Regions from separate parts of the Homo sapiens genome. Here all the other regions are linked to region 1. A link is an interaction called in ENCODE POLR2A ChIA-PET data of the cell type or tissue named here. Cell type or tissue: B cell. All regions are shown on one strand. Links, peaks and the distances in the headings refer to the core of each region. The heading gives the core; the rest is flanking DNA. Region 1 overlaps SSH2 (slingshot protein phosphatase 2). Region 2 overlaps EFCAB5 (EF-hand calcium binding domain 5). Region 3 overlaps EFCAB5 (EF-hand calcium binding domain 5).

Region 1 (6,877 bases), core at 1,163-6,162:
GAAGATGATCAAATTATTTTAATGACTAGGACTATGCTTATGAAGTTAGCATTTCCTGCCCTTATTTATAGAAAGCACTTGATATATTTCACAAAGGTGAGGAGATTAACTTTTTAGGGAACAAGTCATTTAAATTCTTGAACCAGTTTCCATCTTTTAGGCTATATGAGTATTGAATATAGGAGAAAAGAGAAAAGTATGCATGTTTCTCAAAGGCTCTTTCTTTAAATGTCACCAGCAGATCTAAACAGTATCCATAGGCACCTATGGCAAATTTACTGAAAAAAAAAAAAGAGGGTAATAAAATAAAAGAAAAAGAATAGACAGGAAGGAGGTTTCTTGTCTATTACTGCTGGTTTCTGTAGTGTTGGTTGCCTGCCTCTCTTTGAGACTGCGATGCTTCCTTAATGAAGGTGTGTTTAAATCACAGACAGGGAAAGTGCTTTTGGGTGAAGTTTCACTTTGTAGTGGCAGCAGTTCTGGACATGGTGCTGGAACAGAGGATGAGTTCAGCACCTTCTCTTCAGATCGGATCTCTGCCCGCAGCTCATCTGTTTTACATAGCAAGCCTTTGTTCACTGGAGAGTGGACCTCTGTGGTTGGCCTGTCCACCTACTGTCAGAGACCAAAGGTGACTGATAAGGAGTTCAGAGGTCAAAACAGATACTGCGAGGTCAATCCAGCTTTAAGGAGAAAGCAGTTGTTTTGACATGGAGGCATCAAAAACTGAATTGCAGCCAGAGAGATGTTCAGTTCATCAGCTTTGGCCTTTCAGCTCCACTCAGAGAAAAATCACTAGCTGTTTCTGCAGTCAGCAGGAGCAGAAAAGAAAACTTTTTTAAAGGATGCAATTTAATTAAATTGTGATGTATTGGAGATTTCTCTCCAGAAATGATTTCTGTGTGAGTGTTGCTTTGCTTACTGTGAGAACGCAGATATCAAATAAAAAAACCAAAGGTAAACTACAATCACTAGGGCCTTTTGTTGGGTTTTTTAATGGGAAGTCAATTAGATTAGATTCAGGTATTTCATATACTAACATCACCTTTTGCCCTATTAGGATCTGATGGAGCATTAGGAAAGAAAGGCAAGTCATATTTGCATTTATTATTAGGGCTAACACTTTTTAATTAAATTGGCTTTTACTAAGTATTTGGCTAACTTCAGAATTCAGATACTACAAATACGTAATCTTCAGCCTGATTCAAAGTTTTCTTTTTGGGGAATATCCTTTAAGTTAGCAGTGATCCTTATATATAGAATCATTGAGAGACTAAGCTAAGCTATTGTCCTTATCCTCTAGTCTAGTAAAAGGTTGTGAGCAGGACAGCCATGTAATTTTCAGGGCCTGGTGCAAAGTGAAAAGGCAGGGGCTGTTGTTGAGAAACAAGAATTTCAAGACAGCAGAGCATTACACCAATTCTGGGACCCTTCAAGCACCAAACCCTGCACAGGTCACAAGTCCACCCCTGACTAGGATGTGAAGTTAAATAGATAGTGGATTCGGTTCGAACTCTGCTACTTATTTATGTCGTTTCTGAACCCCTGTTTTCTCTATTTTTTATCTTCCTATAAAATTTTTCTTGTTGTAGTCTATCCTCTTACCAAAGTTGGAGAACCTGCAGTAAGAATTGGGAGTATGTATACTTATTTTCTTAGTCCATGTGAGAACTTCTGCGATAGTGTTTCCTTCTGTTTGGCTGGTGCAGCAATCAAGATTAGAGTTTTGTTTTTAGGAAAGTGATTATTTAATTAAATATATGTATACCACATTATAGTTTTAAAAGTGTTTTCACAATTCATATAACATTTGATTCAAACAATTATGCTTTTGAGGCAGTTAGTATTTTTTCCTCTCATCTTACAGATAAGAAAATTAAGCCGCAGAGGCCGGGCGTGGTGGCTCACGCCTGTAATCCCAGCACTTTGGGAGGCCGGGGCGGGCGGATCACAAGGTCAGTAGATTGAGACCATCCTGGCTAACACAGTGAAACCCCGTCTCTACTAAAAATACAAAAAAATTAGCCGGGCATGGTGGCGGGCACCTGTAGTCCCAGCTACTTGGGAGGCTGAGACAGGAGAATGGTGTGAACCCGGAAGCCGCAGCTTGCAGTGAGCCAAGATTGCAGCACTGCACTCCAGCCTAGGCAACAGAGCGAGACTCCGTCTCAAAAAAAAAAATAAAATAAAATAAAAAAGAAAAAAAAAGAAAATTAAGCCTCAGAGAAGTTAGGAGACTTTCTCAAGGTCTCAAGGATCTAGAACTAGAAATACCATTTGACCCAGCCATCCCATTACTGGGTATATACCCAAAGGATTATAAATCATGTTGCTGTAAAGACACATGCACACGTATGTTTATTGCGGCACTATTCACAATAGCAAAGACTTGGAACCAACCCAAATGTCCATCAATGATAGACTGGATTAAGAAAATGTGGCACATATACACCATGGAATACTATGCAGCCATAAAAAAGAATGAGTTCATGTCCTTTTTAGGGACATGGATGAAGCTGGAAACCATCATTCTGAGCAAACTATCACAAGGACAGAAAACCAAACACTGCATGTTCTCCCTTATAGGTGAGAATTGAACAATGAGAACACTTGGACACAGGGTGGGGAACATCACACACCCGGGCCCCTTGTGGGGTCACGGGAGGGTGGAGGGATAGCATTAGGAGATATACCTAATGTAAATGACAAGTTAATGGGTGCAGCACACCAACATGGCACATGTATACATATGTAACCTGCACGTTGTGCGCATGTACCCTAGAACTTAAAGTATAATATAAATAAATAAATAAATAAATAAGAGACTTTCTCAAGGTCAGCCAGCTGGTAAGTGAAGTTCAAGCCTGTGACTTTTCTCACTACTTCTTTCTGCCTTTACTGTTCTGTAAGATCAAAGGTAAGTTAGCAGAATATCTTGCTTTCTCAAGATCAGTCTACTTTATGGAATTTTTGCTAGTGTTCTGAGAATAATTGCTGGGTTATAGTAATATTACAAATTTTCACTTCTGTTATTTGCAGTAACCCTTGGAATAACCCTGTGTTGTTGTATTTCAGCATCATTTTAAAGGAACAAGATTGAGGTTCAAAGAGATTAAATGACTTGTTGAAGACGAAAGGGCAGTGACTGAAATTCAGGTCTTCTAACTTTATATCCCATGCTTTTGTACTGTGCCTTATTTGTCTGTAGTTAATTTCATATCCCTACTTAGTAAATATTCATTTATTTATTGGTCACCTACCGTGTTCTAGGCACTAGGAATGCATTAGTGGACAAAAAAAGACCAAGTCACAGCTCTAGATCTTACATTCCAGACTGTAAATAAATTATTATAAATAAATAATTAGCTGATATAGCTCTAAAGAAAAAATAATGGAGGACAGAAGGAAAGCTGGGAGGGAGAGACTATTTTAGAGAAAATGGTCAGAAGACTGTTAAGCTGTTACTTGAACCACAAACGGAAGTGTAGACATTTTATGTAAATGTGTAAGTTGATTTTTAGGTATATATAACAGATAATCTAAATAATATAAGGCCACTGCATTTATAGATGTAATGAAAATAGATGAGGATTGTTAACTGTTACAAAAATTAGCCTTTTTTTTTTTTTTTTTTTTTTTTTTTGAGACAGAGTCTTGCTCTGTCGCCCAGGCTGGAGTGCAGTGGTGCGATCTTGGCTCACTGCAAGCTCCGCCTCCTGGGTTCACGCCATTTTTCTGCCTCAGCCTCCCGAGTAGCTGGGACTACAGGCGCCCACCCCCATGCCCAGCTAATTTTTTGTATTTTTAGTAGAGACAGGGTTTCACCGTGTTAGCCAGGATGGTCTCGATCTCCTGACCTTGTGATCTGCCTGCCTCGACCTCCCAAAGTGCTGAGATTACAGGCGTGAGCCACCATGCCCGGCCCATTTTTTTTTTTTTTTTTTTTTTTTTTTTTGAGACAGAGTCTTGCTCTGTCACCCAGGCTGGAGTACAGTGGCGCGATCTTGGCTCACTGCAACCTCCGCCTCCCGGGTTAAAGCAAGTCTCCTGCCTCAGCCTCCTGAGTAGCTGGGACTGTAGGCACGTGCCACCGTGCCTGGCTAATTTTTCATATTTTTAGTAGAGACAGGGTTTCACCATGTTAGCCAGGATGGTCTCGATCTCCTGACCTTGTGATCCACCCGCCTTGGCCTCCCAAAGTGTTGGGATTATAGGCGTGAGCCACCGCGCCCAACCGAAAAATTAGCCTTTATAGTAACTGTTATACCTTATGTTTAATCTTTTTTCCCATGTAGCATGGATTATAAAATCAAGATCAGTAAAGCCCTAAATCTAATCATTTCCTTGGATGCTGAATCACTTTCTGCATAAGATCTTAGATTTCTCACACTGCTGGAAAATAAGTACTGTCATCAAATGGCATGCTCTGGGTAGCTGTTGACATTTCTAGAGTGTCCAACAGGTTTAGAGAAGTGTAAAACCTCTTTTGCTGGCAGATTTAATGTTAATGAATTTCAAAATCTTATCCAAAATCCTTTATTATACTGAAATCCTGTTACGTCTAGTACTGTAGGGCTTTAGTAAGTCAACTCTCACTTAATGCTTGGGAATCTTTGTAATATAGAATTTTTTTGTTTTGTTTTGTTTTAGATAGTGTCACTCTGTCGTCCAGGCTGGACTGCAGTGGCGCAATCTCGGCTCACTGCAACCTCCGCCTCCTGGGTTCAAGTGATTCTTGTGCCTCAGCCTCACAGGTAGCTAGGATTACAAGCACGCACCACCACACCCAGCTAATTTTTGTATTTTTGGTAGAGATGGGGTTTCTCCACGTTGTCCAAGCTGGTCTCGAACTTCTGAGCTCAAGTGATCTGCCCGCCTCAGCCTCCCAAAGTGCTGGGATTACAAGCTAGAAATGTTTATTGTAGAGGTATTTTTCAGAAATGGGGAGTGAAGGAGACAGCATGATGGGACAGGTAGAGGGTCTTAATAGGATTTACCTGATGTGTGCTTTATTTTCTTTACTTACTTTTTTTTTTTTTTTTTTTGAGACAGAATCTTGCTCTGTCGTCCAGGCTGGAGTGCAGTGACGCGATCTCGACTCACTGCAACCTCCACCTCCCAGGTTCAAGTGATTCTCCTGTCTCAAGCCTCCTAAGTAGCGGGATTACTGGCATGCACCACCATGCCCAGCTAATTTTTGTATTTTTAGTAGAGATGGGGTTTCACCATGTTGGGCAGGCTGGTCTCAAACTTCTGACCTCCTGTGATGTGCCTGCCTCAGCCTCCCAAAGTTCTGGGATCACAGGCATGAGCCACTGCACCTGGCCCTGTAGTATGCTTTAAAATGAGAGTCCACAGTATTAACAGAAGAACCTGTGCAACTCCCATTCATTGTGTTTCCTCTGGTTTCAAAATTAAAGCCAAGCAAAAATCACTGAGCGTTTGCCTCTTGTTAAAGGTGAGCTGTTATCTATTAAAAAGTGAGGGGTAGTAGTGGGGAGGCTATGAATTCTTACCTACCCATAATTTCTTTAGGGTGTTTATCAGGTTCCTTTAGTCCAGAGCTTTGGACCAGGAAATTCATGAATACACTGAAATAATATGCAAATGTGGGCCTATATATGAGTAGAACATTAATTTTTTCTGGAGGAAAAGGCCATAGCTTTCATCTGATTCTCAAAGGAATCTAACGACCTTACCCCAACATCTCCCCCACCCCCAATTTTGAACCTTGAATAGAGTGCTTTAGGTATTTGATTTAGAAACCCAAGTAAACTCTTTTTAAGCTCTTTGAACTTAACCACTGAGATTTATTTATCCATTTTTAAACAATCACTCATGATTTCCCCAAGCTGAAAGAATGTGAGCTAATGTTTTTCTCTCTATTGAGAAGGATTATGCAGCCCTTTGAATACCCTCTCCTTCTTAATAATCTTAGAGTAGATATTCCAAGAATGGTATTTGTTTAAAGAAAACTTGGAATATTACAATAAAGCCTGAATATTTGTGTTTCTCAGCACAACCTATGTGGTAATAAAATGAAGCAATGTTAGGGTAAAATATTGCTAGTGCTTGAACTATTCCAGGGAGGCAAAAATGATTTAAGGTTGTTACTTTCAAGAAAAAGTTCGAGAGGCAATAGGAGAGTTTCTAACTGCTTTTAGTATGGGTACCTATTGAATTAATTATAAAGAGATGTTAGGAGGTTTAGGGATGAAGACCACTGCCCTAGGCTTGGATATTTAGTGAAGTGAATGTGCTGTTTAACTGTTTGTGCACTGAGGGCCAAGAATTCAACCCATTAAGCCATTCTTTGCTACTAAGGCTGATTTCTGCAGCCTACCACGCATAGTTATGAATTTTTGGAAGTGTGAGCAACCACATTTTATGTGCCATTTTTGCCAACTTGCCATTTGCTTATTTGCGCTGGCAATTTCTGGGCTTTCTCAAGGCATAGAAAGCCTTTCTATGTCTTGAAAGCCTTCAGAAAACTCAGACCATTTTCTCTCACTTAGAAATTAGGCCAGATGCGGTGGCTCATGCCTATAATCCCAGCACTTTGGGAGGCCGAGGTGGGTGAATCACAAGTTCAGGAGTTCGAGACCAGCCTGGCCAATATGGTGAAACCCCATCACCATCTCCGACTAATACAAAAATTAGCCAGGCATGGTGGCGGGCGCCTGTAGTCCCAGCTGCTTGGGAAGCTGAGGCAGGAGAATCGCTTGAACCCAGGAGGTGGAGGTAGCAGTGAGGCAATGAGCCAAGATCGCACCACTGCATTCTAGCCTGGGCGACAGAGTGAGACTCCATCTCAAAAAAAAAAAAAAAAAAGAAAGAAATTAAACACCCTGTAAAGGAGAAACTTATGTATCTTAGA
Region 2 (6,877 bases), core at 1,320-6,319, 270 kb before region 1:
CATCAATGATAGACTGGATTAAGAAAATGTGGCACATATATACCATGGAATACTATGCAGCCATAAAAAAAGATGAGCTCATGTCCTTTGTAGGGACATGGATGAAGCTGGAAACCATCATTCTGAGCAAACTATCACAAGGACAGAAAACCAAACACCGCATGTTCTCACTCATAGGTGGGAATTGAACAATGAGAACACTTGGACATAGGACACATTACACACCGGGGCCTGTCATGGGGTCGGGGGATGGAGGAGGGATAGCATTAGGAGAAATACCTAATGCAAATGACGAGTTAATGGGTGCAGCAAACCAACACGGCACATGTATACATATGTAACAAACCTGCATGTTGTGCACATGTACCCTAGAACTTAAAGTATAACAAAAAAAAAAGAAAAGAAAACAATCTGGCAGTTCCTCAAAAGGTTAAACACAAAGTTATCACATGACCCAACAATTCCACTCCCAAGAGAACAGAAAACACATATTCATGTAAAAACTTAGGCACAAATGTTCATAGTGGTATTATTTACAGTAGCCAAAAAATGAAAACAACCGAAATGTCCACCAACTGATGAGTGGATAAATAAAAGGTAGTATGTTCATAAAAAGGAATATCATTTGGCAATAAAAAGAAATGAAGTACTGATACATGCTACAACATGGAGTAACCTTGAAGACATTATGACAAGTACAAGAAGCCAAAAACAAAAGACCACATATTGTATATTCCATATATATGAAATGTTCAGAATAGACAAAGCTATGGAGACAGAAAGAGATTTGTGGCTGCCTAGGGCTGGAGGTTTGGAAGGAAATGGGGAGTGACTGCTAATGGGTATGAAGTTTCTTTTGTGGGTGAAAATGTTCTAAAATGGATTGTTTTAATGGTTGTACTCCTCTGCAAATATACTAAAGCCCATTCAATTGTACACTTTAAATGGGTATAAGGTAGGTATAGTAGGTTGGATAATGGCTCTCGAAGATGTAAAGTCCTAATCCCTGGATCTGTAAATGCTTCCTTATATGGGAAAAGAGTCTTTGCAGATGTGATTAAGGATTTTGAGATGGGGAGATTATCCTAAATTATCTAGGTAGACCCTAAAATGCAATCACATATATCCTTTTAAGAAGGAGATTTCTCAGACAGGAGAAGAAAAGGCAATGTGACCACAAAGACAGGGACTGGTGATGCAGCCACAAGTAAAGGAATGCCAACAGCCACCAGAAGTTGGAAGAGCCAAGGAACAAATTCTTCCACAGACCCTCCTGAGAGAAGTGCAGCCCTGCCAGCACCTTCATTTTGGCCCAGTGATACTGATCTTGGACTTCTGGCCTCCAGAGCTGTGAGAAAATAAATGTCTGCTGTTTTCAGCAACCAAGTTTGCAGTAATTTGCTACAGCAGCCACAGGAAATAAATGCAGTTTGTAAATTATATCTGAATAAAGCTGCTACCAAAAAAAGTTTAAAAATCTGCACAATTATTGTAAATTTTTTACCTTTTATTTATATTTTTATATATTCTATTACAATGTGCTATAAACTCATAAAGCTTAAGAGAGTCCTATTAACTTCATTAATTTTAAATTTTAAAATATAAAAAAATTTTTTTTTTTTGAGATGGAGTCTTGCTCTGTCACCCAGGCTGGAGTGCAGTGGCATGATCTCAGCTCGCTGCAACCTGTCTCCTGGGTTCAAGTGATTCTCCTGCCTCAGCCTCCCAAGTAGCTGGGACTACAGGCACATGCCACTATGCCCAGCTAATTTTTGTATTTTTGGTAGAGACAGGATTCACCATGTTGGCCAGGCTGGTCTTGAACTCTTGACCTCCAACGGTCTGCCTGCCTCGGCCTCCCAAAGTGCTGGGATTACAGGCGTGAGCCACCTCACCCAGCCTTAAAATATAAAATTTTCACATTTACAAATATAAAAAATAGTCTTGATCTCATTAAATGATTTTTAACCTTGAAATCTGCTTTTTGTTTATTTACTTGTTTATTTAATGTATCTGCTATTCCTTTAACAATTTTCTTATTTTCATCTTTTTTCATCCTTTTATATTAGATGTTTAGCTTATAAAATGCATATAGTACAGCTTTTATTTTTTTAATCAGCAAAACCCATCAATCATTAGATTGCTATTGACTTAATAGATTGGGGGATTGGGGAAGAGAGGAAAACATACTGCTTTATCAAATGACGCAGCTTTTCGTTTTTTTGTTTTGAGACAGGGTCTCACTCTGTTGCCCAGAGTGCAGTGGTGCAATCATGGTTCACTGCAGCCTGACTTCCCAGGCTCAAGCAATCCTCCTAGGTCTCAGCCTCCTGAGTAGCTGGGATTACAGGCGTGAGCCACCATGCCTGGCTATGTTTTTAATTTTTTGTACAGACAGGGTCCCACTATGTTGCCCGGGCTGGTCTTGAACTCCTAGGCTCAAGCGATCCTCCAGCCTTGGCCTTCCAAAATGGTGGTATAACAGGTGTGGGTCACCACTCTGGGCTAAATGATGCACCCTGATTTCAGAGATGCAAAAGGAAAACCACTCATCTTGGAATTATGGAAATATGATTGTTTGGACTTCCTGTTTAGAAGTCTCTAACCACACAGAAGAATAGGAAAAGTTACATTTTAAACTGACATGGTCAGAGAAGACCTCTGTCTCTACAAATTGGGAAGAACGAGGGGTTCATTTTTACAATATTCTCTTAATAATAGTTTGTGTAATTTTTAAAAATTTACTCCAGTGATGTTACTTGGGCAGTTTATGAGTAAAATAAGACTCTGGAATAAATTTATTCCCAACTGAACAAGAATAAGAAGTCATACTCGATTTATCTTTTCATTTCAGTCTGGCAGATTAAATTGTATTTCCCAATAAATATGAAAAGATAATGGAGGGATGACAGCTTCATCAACAGCAGACAAAGTAACAAGAAGCCACATGGAACTAGGGTTTTCTTACCACTTCTAATTTATCCACTGCTTGTCTACCCATTTCTTCCCCTAATAAATCTTGGGATGACTGAAAAAATTTTACCTAATACTGTGTATGCTATTTGCAGCCGAGTTTGCTAAAAGCAAAAACAACAACAAAAAAGACTGTTTTCCATTCTTCTGGTTTTGATTTATCTTCTATCAACAGGACAATAGGTAGTGTATTAAAATATATACATTCTTGAAAAAATTCATGCTATACTCTTCTTTCTGTAAAAATCAAAATTTACATGGACACTAAAAAATCTCTCATTCAGCTGGGCGCAGTGGCTCACACCTATAATCCCAGCACTTTGGGAGGCAGAGGTGGAAGGATCGCTTGAATCCAGGAATTTGAGACCAGCCCGGGCAACATAGGGAGATTAATGTCCACAAAAATAAACAAAATTAGCCAGGCAAAGTGGCATGTGCCAGGCAAAGTGGCATCCCCCCTACTTGGGAGGCTGATGTGGGAGAATAACCTGAGCCCAGGAGGTTGAGGCTGCAGTGAGCCGAAATTGTGCCAATGCACCCCAGCCTGGGTGATAGAGTGAGACTCTGTCTCAAAAAAATAAGATAAAATCTCAGTAATTCAAATTTTGTAAAATGTTCTACTTTTATTTTCCATTGGAAAGGAAGAAAATAGTAATGTAGAAAAACTTTTATTTGGAAAATTAGCTACCTATAAAAAGAAGGTTTGTTTAATAAACATAGTGATATGCTTTGCTAGCCATTTTAGGGGGAAAAAATTAAGTTAGATTCTCACCTTCTATTACTTATCAAAACAATTTTCAAGTTAATTTTAAAAAGTAAAAAGAGCTAGAAAAAACTAGGTGAATATTTAACTGATTTGGGAAGAAGAGAATCTTCTAAGCATGGGAGCAATAAAAAAGATCTCCAAAAAAAATCTACAAATTTGTTTGCATAAAATTTTAAAATTTTTTTGTAAATTAGAAACCACCAAAATTTTAAAACAATTGAGAAACGTTGAAAAATATGTTAACAGAAAAACCAAACGCTATAAAATATTTTAAAGAAGTTTATTCTGAGATAATATAAGTGACCACAGCCTGAGGAAAACACAAACCCAAGAAGCCTTGAGTAAGTGGTCCTAAGGCAGTCGGATTACAGTTTGGTTTTATACATTTTAGGGAGGCAGAATTTACACGCAAAGACATAAGTCAATACACGGAAGGTATACGTTGGTTAGGCCCCAAAAGATGGGATATCGTGAAGCAGGGGTTTGCAGGTTATAGGTGGATTCAGAGATTATTTAATTTGCAATTGTTTAAAGGAGTAAGGCTCTGTCTAAAACTTGGAGTCAGCAGAAAGGAATGTTTTAAGTTAAGATAAGGCTGCTATGTGGCAAGACTGATGGCCTACAGGCTTGACTTAACCCTTACCTGACATGGCCTTAGGTCTTGTTTGTAACTTAGTATCTTATTGCCAAAAAGAGTCTGTTTTGTCAGTTTTAGGATCTGTATTTTAACATTAACAATCGTCACTTACTGTGCCTAAACTCCAAAGGGGAGGAGATATAATGAGGCAGGCCTGACCTCCCTTCTTGTCATGGCAGGGAATTCAGTTTTTAAGGTTTTTCTGGGGTTCCCTTGGATAAGAGGGGGTCTGTTCAGTCAGCAGAAGGCTTAGGATTATATTTTTAGTTTACAAACATATGCAATTTGTGATCATAAATAATGTCTTTAATATATAATGAACATTTACAATTCCATAAGAAAAAATAAAAATCAGGTAAGATGGCCAAAGGATCTGAATGCATAATTTACGTAAGAAGAAATTTTTAAATTACATAGAATAATCTTTAATCTCACCAGAAATCTCAAAGATAAGAGTTAAAAAACAAAATGCCATCAAATTACTTTTATTTGTTTGAGACAAGGTCTTGCTCTGTCATCCAGGCTGGAGTGCAGTGGCTTGATTATAGCTCACTGCAGCCTTGAACTCCTGGGCTCATGCAATCCTGACTTGGCCTCACCAAGAGATTTCTTATACTCAATAATACCTACTGTTGGTGATAAGACGGTGCCTTGAGAGCCATCATGCATTGCTGAGGAGAATAAATCAGTATAACCAAGAACACAATTTGACAAATATATACTAAAACCTCAAATATTTATTCTTTAACATATTTGTTCCATTTCTGGGACTCTAACACTGAAACTGTGTCTTAGCTCAGGCTGCAATAACAAAATACCATAGACTGGGTGACTTAAACAACAGAGATTTATTTTCTTACAGCTCTAGAGGCTGGAAAGTCCAAATCAAGGTGCCCACAGAGGCCAGGCACAGTGGCTCACACCTGTAATCCCACAACTTTGGGAGGCCGAGGTAGGCAGATCATGAGGTCAGGAGTTCGAGACCAGCCTGGCCAACGTGGTGAAACCTTGTCTCTACTAAAAATACAAAAAAAAAAAAAAAAAAAAATTAGCCAGGAGTGGTGGCACTCTCTTGTAATCCCAGCTACTCAGGAGGCTGAGGCAGGAGAATCGCTTGAACCTGGGAGGTGGAGGTTGCAGTGAGCCAAGATTGCACCACTGCACTCCAGACTGGGCGACAGAGCAAGACTCCATCTCAAAAAAAAAAAAAAAAGTGCCCACAGAGTTAGTATCTGGTGAGGGTTATTGAATAAAAATTATAGAAGGCAGTTGTCTTGGACTAAGCTCCTGAACCAGGCCCAACAGACCAGACTAAAAATCAAAATGGAGTAACTCAGACTGAGGTTCCACAACACTAAACTAAAACTAAATTGTTATCTAACCTTTAAAGAAATCAGAAAATTTCGCCTCCACTGAGCAATAACAAGGCACCTTGCCCCTGCCTCCAAAATGTCAATGGAGATTGAATGGGGAAATTGGATCTTTATGCCCACCTGGCAGTAGAGAGGTGGCACTCCCCTTCTTCCACCAGCATGGTATCAGAGGAAGCTTTTTAAAAGAAGATGCAAATAAGATCCCAAGTCTCATAGTGATAGATGCAGGAGAAGCTAAGGAAACCTTGCACAGGGTCTTGCCTGGGCATGCCTGCAAATGATTGGGGGACCACATGTGCATTGGGAGAATGGGGCAGAGCCACCAATAATTCACGCCTTATGAGAGGGGAGAAGCCAGGCCTCTTCGGCTCCCATGTGGTGACCTGGTATTCAGTCTGTGAAGTGAGAACCTGTTGGATGGACCCTCTTTTTCTTTGTGGAGAGTTTTCTTTTTGCCTAATAAATCCATCTTCACCCTTCAATGTGTCTGCATGCCTCATTTCCCTAGTTGTGAGACAAGAACTTGGATTTTAGCTGAACTAAGGAGCAAAAAATCCTGCATCAATAGCATTATAACCAAAATGTCCAAGACAAAACAGAAGATCACATATTGTATGAGGAACTAGGAAAATCTCAACTTGAATGAGAAAATTTAATCAGCAGATGCCAACACTGAGATGACACAGCTGTTGGAATTATCTGAGAAGGATTTTAAAGCAGCCACTATAAAAATAATTCAACAAGCAATTATGAACATGCTTAAAATAAATTAAAAACTTAAAAGTCTCAGCAAAGAAATAAAAGACATGAAGAAAAACGAAAATTTTGAAAAATACAACTCAGGAGGCTGAGGTGGGAGGATCACATCTCTTTTTTTTTTTTTTTCTTTTTCTCCCCTCCCCAAAACCACATTTCTTAAAAAAACAACAAGGCTGGGCACAGTGGCTCACGCCTATAATCCCAGCACTTCGGGAGGCTGAAATGAGAGGATCTCTTGAGCTCAGGAGTTTCAGACTAGCCTGGGCAACATAGGGAGACCCTGTTTCTACAAAAATAAAATTTAGCCTTATATGGTGGTGCATGACTGTGGTCCCAGCTACTTGAGAGGCTAAAGTGGGAGGATGGCTT
Region 3 (6,877 bases), core at 1,311-6,310, 250 kb before region 1:
ATGGCACAGTTACACATGCTTTCTGGTCTCAGTATTTATCAAAATGAATATACTCGGCCGGGCGCGGTGGCTCACGCCTGTAATCCCAGCACTTTGGGAGGCCGAGGCGGGCGGATCACGAGGTCAGGAGATCGAGACCATCCTGGCTAACACGGTGAAACCCTGTCTCTACTAAAAATACAAAAAATTAGCCGGGCGAGGTGGCGGGTGCCTATAGTCCCAGCTGCTCGGGAGGCTGAGGCAGGAGAATGGCGTGAACCCCAGGGGGCGGAGCCTGCAGTGAGCCGAGATTGCGCCACTGCACTCCAGCCTGGGCGACAGCGAGACTCCGTCTCAAAAAAAAAAAAAAAAAAAAAAAAAAAAATGAATATACTCCTATAATTGAGGCATACCACCCTCAAAAACCTATTTGTAAGCAGAATTGGACCTGGCCAGAAATAATGAATGTACTTGTTTGGGAAGATTGCACTGCAGAACAGGCAGAGAGGTGCTGCACAACGATTCCTATGGAATCATTATTGATTGGTCCCCTAAGGGGATGTTTACCTTGAATTTCACCTCTCAGTCTGCGTGCCATGGCCACACTATGTTCAGCTGGTCTAAACAAAATGGTCAGATGGTAGAAATGGTAAGAAGTATGGCAAGAGTTCCTATTATCTGGAAACATGGCCATATAGTGGCACCTCAACCTCAAATGATATGGCCCGCTGTAGGAGCTAAACATAAGGACTTGTGGAAACTATTCATGGCTCTTAATAAGATCAAAATTTGGGAAAGAATAAAAAACGTCTAGAAGGACACTCTACAAACTTGTCTTTGGATATTGCAAAATTAAAAGAACAAATATTTAAAGTATCCCAGACACACCTGACCTTAATGCCAGGAACTGGAGCGCTTGAAGGAGCTACAGATGGATTAGCAGCTATTAACCCATTAGACTGGATAAAAACACTTGGAAGCTCTGTGATTTCAATGATGATTGTGCTTTTAATCTGTATTGTTTGTCTTTGTATAGTCTGTAGATGCAGATCCTGACTACTGAAAGAAGTAGCTCACTGTGATAAAGCCGCCTTTGCTTTTATCGTCTTGCAAAAACAAAAATGGGGAACATGTTGGGAACAGGACCCCAAATCTGGCCATAAACTGACCCCAAAACTGGCCATAAACAAAATCTCTGCAGCACTGTGACATGTTCCTGATGGCCATGATCCCCATGCTGAAGGTTGTGAGTTTACCGGAAAGAGGGCAAGGAACACCTGGCTCACTCAGGGTGGAAAACCACCTAAGGCGTTCCTAAGCCACAAACAATAGCATAAGCGATCTGTGCCTTAAGGACATGTTCCTGCTGCAGATAACTAGCCAGAGTCCATCCCTTTGTTTCAGCCCATCCCTTTGTTTCCCATTTTAGTTAACCTACAATCCATAGAAACAATGCTTATCACTGGCTTGCTGTCAGTAAATATGTGGGTAAAACTCTGTTCCAGGCTCTCGGCTCTGAAGGCTGTCAGCCCTTATTTCCCACTCCACACTTTATTTCTGTGTGTGTGTCTTTAATTCCTCTAGTGCCACTGGGTTAGGGTCTCCATGACTGAGCTGGTCTCAGCATTCATGTCTAGGGTGGAAGCCTAGAAGATGCATTTATAACAAGCATCTCAGGTCATTCTGATGCCTTGGATCAAACTTCTGAGAAATCTGTCTAGGGGTATATCTCAGCTAATTGCCTTTATCTAGCCAAAGTCTCATGCTTTGCCAGCCACTGCTGAAGTGCTGAGCATAAGAGTTACCCTTGCAGCCAGAACTGCATCACCCAGGTTGAGAATGGGGGAAAAACTGTGCTTTTAATTGTACCTATGTGCATCACTCCTATTAGGACTCCAAAAACCCCAAACTGGTTTTGATTGAAATCAAATAGAATGGCTCAGAATAATAAAAATAGTCGCTGGTTTCAAGTACAATTTTTTCCCAACAATGTTGGAGGCAAGTCTTCATCTTTCAAAGAAGAAAGACTAAGACAATCTGACATATTTTAAAATGCAAAAAGATTTTCAGTGGGAACTGGTAAATTGGATACATCTGATGAACCAAAGAAACTACTAAAATCTAAGTCATTACCTTATGCCTATATAAGGCCTTCAAAATTCTCTAGAAAAACAAGTGTTCAAAAATGAACTTTGAAGTTTGAAAATAAAAGCAGACAAGCAGTTTAATAGTACAGAAGGGGCTGGGTCTGAACTGCTGGAAGATTAATAAGTATTTTATTTTTATTTATTTATTTATTGTTTTGAGATGGAGTTTCGCTCTTGTTGCCCAGGCTGGAGTGCAGTGGCACAATCTTGGCTCACTGCAACCTCTGCCTTCCAGTTTCAAGCAATTCTCCTGCCTCAGCCTCCCAAGTAGCTGGGATTACAGGTGCCCACTACCAGTCTGGCTAATTTTTTATATTTTTAGTAGAGACAGAGTTTCACCAAGTTGGCCAGGCTGGTCTCAATCTCCTGACCTCGTGATCCGCTCACCTCGGCCTCCCAAAGTGCTGGGATTACAGGTGTAAGCCACCACGCCTGGCCTTAATGAGTATTTTAAAGGAGTGCTAAGTTTCTCTGATGCAATTGCTAACCAACCAAATCTCTACCAGTCAGCTCTACCGGTCAGCTACCAAAGTTCTGAGAGCTTGTCTGCTTGTCTTCTTCTGCTTCTTCTGCTTGTCTCCCCTTCTGCTATTTATCTGTTTCATCCTCTGCTGCTTTTTCCTTTCCCCCTCATCTCTAGCTAGGATTCTTCTCAATTTCTGTTTTCATTCCTCTGTGGCTCTGTCTTCTGTATCTGTGTTTTTCACCCAGCTCTTTTGCATTATTCATTCATACACTCACTCACTAAACCACTCACTCACTCATTCATTATATAAATATTTATTCGGCACCTACTATGGATTCTGCCATTATAAAGCTTAGGGTCCAATGGCAGAACAGATAAGTAAACGAATTTTAGGGTAAGTACTAAGTGTCTCCAGATTCTCATGTGACACAAAAATGAATACACAAAATTGGTTTTCTGTCATTTTCCCATCTGCTTGAAATATTTTTCTCCCTCTCTTTGCCTGACTAGATCCTCCACATGCTTTAGGTCTCACCTCAGACATCATTTCCTCCCATTTATTGATGTCCATATCTAGAAACAAAATCTACTTTTGTGCTTCTGGGCCACTGTACATGAGACTCAAAATATAATCCAAATGGATTTTAAATTGATTGTGTCACCCATTCAGGGAATTAATAAAATTTGTCTTCTGTAGCCTGCATTATCTCATGAAGATGTTTACTTTACATTAATCCAGAGAATTCTAAAGCATCCAAAACTCTTAATTTGGGCAGTACAGGGTAGACATAACCTATAAGCAGATTCATTCTAAGTGTAAGGGGACTGGAAGGGAAGAAAAACTACATTATGGAAAAATTGCAAAAATAGTCATAAATTCTTCCCATTCCTATATGCATGTCTCTATGAATGCAACATAACTTTGCAGCTCCTCCCATGAAGAAGTGGAGTCTGTTCCTGTACTCCTTGTCTGCTTCTGGCCATGTGACATGCTTTGGCCAATGGGCCATTAGAAAACAGAATGTAAGCAGAAAGTTGAAAAGTACTTGAACACTGGGGCTTGCCCTCTTTTATTGAACTTGGGAGCCCTTCCACTACAATACCATCATGGAAATGAGCATGGGCTCGCCTGCTGGATGATGATCCAGTTACTTCCATTGCTTTTGCAAAGAGACTGCCAACCACTACAAAAGTGATTGAGGTCATCACTTTTGGTTGTTATTCTGAAAGTAAAGGGATATCATTGAAAGGTTTCATCTTACTGCATCTCATGAGTGAGTCTAATTGATACCATGTGGAACAGAGATGGGCCATGAGCCCAGCTCAAAGTTACCAATCTACAAAATCATGAGCAAATAAATTCTATTGCTTTAAGCCATGAAGTTTTGGAGTATTTTGTTATGCAGCAAAAGCTAACTAAGAAAAGAGTTTTCCTATATGAATGAGTGTTTCGAGACCTTTTAAAGAAAAGCATAATATAAATCTGATTAAAGAGTAGAAGTAAAAATGCTTCCCCACCTAGTTGTGACAATCCAAATTCTATCCATCAATTCAAGCTGTATAAGGAAAATCTTCTATTTACAGAAACATTTGCCTAGATTATATCAAAAGTGAAAGTTGTATTACATCAAAATTGGTTCTAATCAGCTTAAGTGGATAATTGACCATGAACTTTGAGTGACCTCAGTATACCAGATCATTGCTATACGTAACTGAAGACCCTTTCTTGACCACTAAAAACTGGGACTTGTTTTAATCAATCATGTACAGATCTATGGACTCACTCTGTCCTATACAATGTGATAAGTTTTTAGTTCTTATAAGTATAGCTATTATAAAACAATTAAAAGCCCCTGAATTTCCCCCTTCCACATACCATTCAGTGAAGTCTTCACTGGTGTATATTCCTTTGCCTGGCAAGTTAATAAACTCAGTGTTTGTTTGTTTGAAGGTGTTTTTAAGCTCTGGTGGTCTTAGTTTCACAAAGCTAAACTGAATTTCTTTCTTTCTTTTTTTTTTGAGACAGTCTTGCTCTGTCACCTAGGCTGGAATGCAGTGGTGCTTGGCTCACTGCAACCTCCACCTCCCAGGTTCAAGCGATTCTTCTGCCTCAGCCTCCCGGCTAATTTTTTGTATTTTTAGTAGAGATGGGGTTTCACTATGTTAGCCAGGATGGCGTCGATCTCCTGACCTTGTGATCCATCCGCCTCGGCCTCCCAGAGTGCTGGGATTACAGGCATGAGCCACCGTGCCCAGCCGCTAAACTGAATTTCTTGCCATTCCTGGAGTATGTCCATATTAGTCCCATGATGAGTATTCCTATTAAAAATCCATATATGAAATATATGCCTACTTACTTCTTATACTTACTTATTTTCTCTTTGCTTATTCAATTTATATCTTACTACATAAATGAGGATGCTGATATAATTTAATGATTTAAGAAAAATCTAAGTAATTAATCAATAATATTTAAGCAGATGAATAATTAGGCCTCTTCAGAATTTTATAAAATGATAAAGAACATTTATCATAGCATCCTCATTAAATAGTGATGATTAATTCCAGATATTTCAAAGTTAAAAATTCAATTACTCTAAATTAAGGGATGTGTGAAAATGAGGTGACTCTCCCATAGTTATTGAGCTTTAAGACATATCTCATAATAATCTTATGTATCTAAAAACCAAAAAGCAAAAATAAAATAAAAACAGAAGAAAACTTTCATCATTAAGGCAGACTGGAATAGGTTAATTAACAAACATTTATTGAGCATTACTCATAAGACACAGTGTTAGATGCTGAGGATTCAGTGGTGACTATGACAGACATAGTTCCTGCTTATATTGTAGCAGAGGAAACCACCATCACAACTGTGATAAGTGCAATGAAGGAGAAACACAGGATGCTATGAGAGCACATAAGGGAAGATCCCAACCCAATTTCATGATGAAATGGTGTCTGAGCCTGAACTCTAAAGGATGGGTAGGATTAAGTAAAGAGGAAGAAAGTAGTATAGGCAGAGGGAATGGCATATGTGAAGACCCTGAGGTAGGGAGAAGCACAGTATGTTTAAGAACGAAAGAAATCCTCTGTGCCTGGAGTATAGTGTGGGGAGAGAGGCAGGAGCCAAGCTTGGAAAAGCAGGCAAGGACAAGGTCATCCAAAGAAGGTCTCATAGGCTTAGTTAAGAATTTTGTTCTTTATTCTGAGGGTAAAAGGGTACCACTGAAAGGGTTCACATTGGGGAACAACATGGTAATATTAGCCTTTAAAAAAATCACTTTAGTTATGGATGAAGAATAGATTGGAAGAAGGCAACTGGATGTAAACATACCAATTAGGAAACTATTGCAATAGTGGAGGCAAGAGATAATGGTAGCTCAGACTAGGATGAAAGCAGTGGGGGATGGTCAGAAATGAACAAATTTAAGAAAAGAAGGTGAAATCACCAGGACTTAATGACTGACTAGAAATGAACAGTGAGAGATCATCAGAAGGTGTCCAGGTTGATTTGCTAGTTTTTGGCTTGAGGACAATGACTTCTTGAAACTGAGGTGCTTATGAAACATACAAGTACAGATATTGAATAAATAGTTGGATGTACTGGGATAGAGCTCAAAGAAGGTGTTTGAACCAAAGATATAAATCTAAAAGTCATGAATGTATAGATGGTAACTTAAGTCATGTTGGAATGTGAGCACTCAGGGATGGAATATAGAGTGACAGGTTAAAGAACTTTAATATTTGAAGATCAAGTAGCAGAGAATGAGCCAGAAAAGGACACTGAGAAGGACTAAATAGAGAAACAGAAGGAAAGTTAGACAAGTATGATATCATGGAAGAGGAGGGAAAAAGTATTTCAAGATGGAAATAATGCTAAGAGGTCAAGTAAGATAAAAATGGCAAACTTTCTACTGGGCCTAGAAGCATGGAAAACATTGTGGTTTTGGCAAGTGCCATTTATTAGAGAAAGCCTGGCACAAAAGCCAGAAGTAACAGGTTAAAAAATGTGTGGGAAGTGGGGAGAGTGTATACGGACAACTGCTTTTGATAAAACTGGCTGTTTTAGTTATATTTCCTCAAATAGACTGTATAAGTTCTTCATGACAAAAATCAAATTTTGTATTTTTTCCCTATAAGGTATAGCTCACCACTGAGAACTCAGTAGTTATGCAATAAATACTAATTGACTGAGTAAAGGTTCCTCAGTAAGTTTAAGTTTTGTTTGTTTGTTTTTGAGACGGAGTTTCACTGTTGTTGCCCAGGCTGGAGTGCAATGGCC

The links. ChIA-PET counts read pairs that join two places held together with the same protein. Peaks named below come from ENCODE experiments on the same cell type or tissue, not always from the same donor. Only the 100,000 strongest peaks of a DNase experiment are listed, where the experiment ranks them.
Region 2: POLR2A ChIA-PET joins it to region 1 with 6 read pairs; 2 of 35 experiments call an interaction of 5 or more read pairs at or near these places.
Region 3: POLR2A ChIA-PET joins it to region 1 with 5 read pairs; 4 of 35 experiments call an interaction of 5 or more read pairs at or near these places.

The regions. Positions count from the first base shown.
Region 1 is chr17:29,733,865-29,740,741 of GRCh38, reverse strand. The region is part of intron 3 of SSH2 (slingshot protein phosphatase 2); the gene reads left to right. Among named protein-coding and RNA genes, the nearest start is that of SSH2-AS1, 98 kb to the right of the region's middle. In B cell, for the core only: no CTCF peak of the experiment used is centred there; no DNase peak of the experiment used is centred there; H3K27ac peaks cover 1,822 bases.
Region 2 is chr17:30,003,335-30,010,211 of GRCh38, reverse strand. The region is part of intron 7 of EFCAB5 (EF-hand calcium binding domain 5); the gene reads right to left. Among named protein-coding and RNA genes, the nearest start is that of EFCAB5, 65 kb to the right of the region's middle. In B cell, for the core only: no CTCF peak of the experiment used is centred there; no DNase peak of the experiment used is centred there.
Region 3 is chr17:29,980,125-29,987,001 of GRCh38, reverse strand. The region is part of intron 4 of EFCAB5 (EF-hand calcium binding domain 5); the gene reads right to left. Among named protein-coding and RNA genes, the nearest start is that of EFCAB5, 42 kb to the right of the region's middle. In B cell, for the core only: no CTCF peak of the experiment used is centred there; no DNase peak of the experiment used is centred there.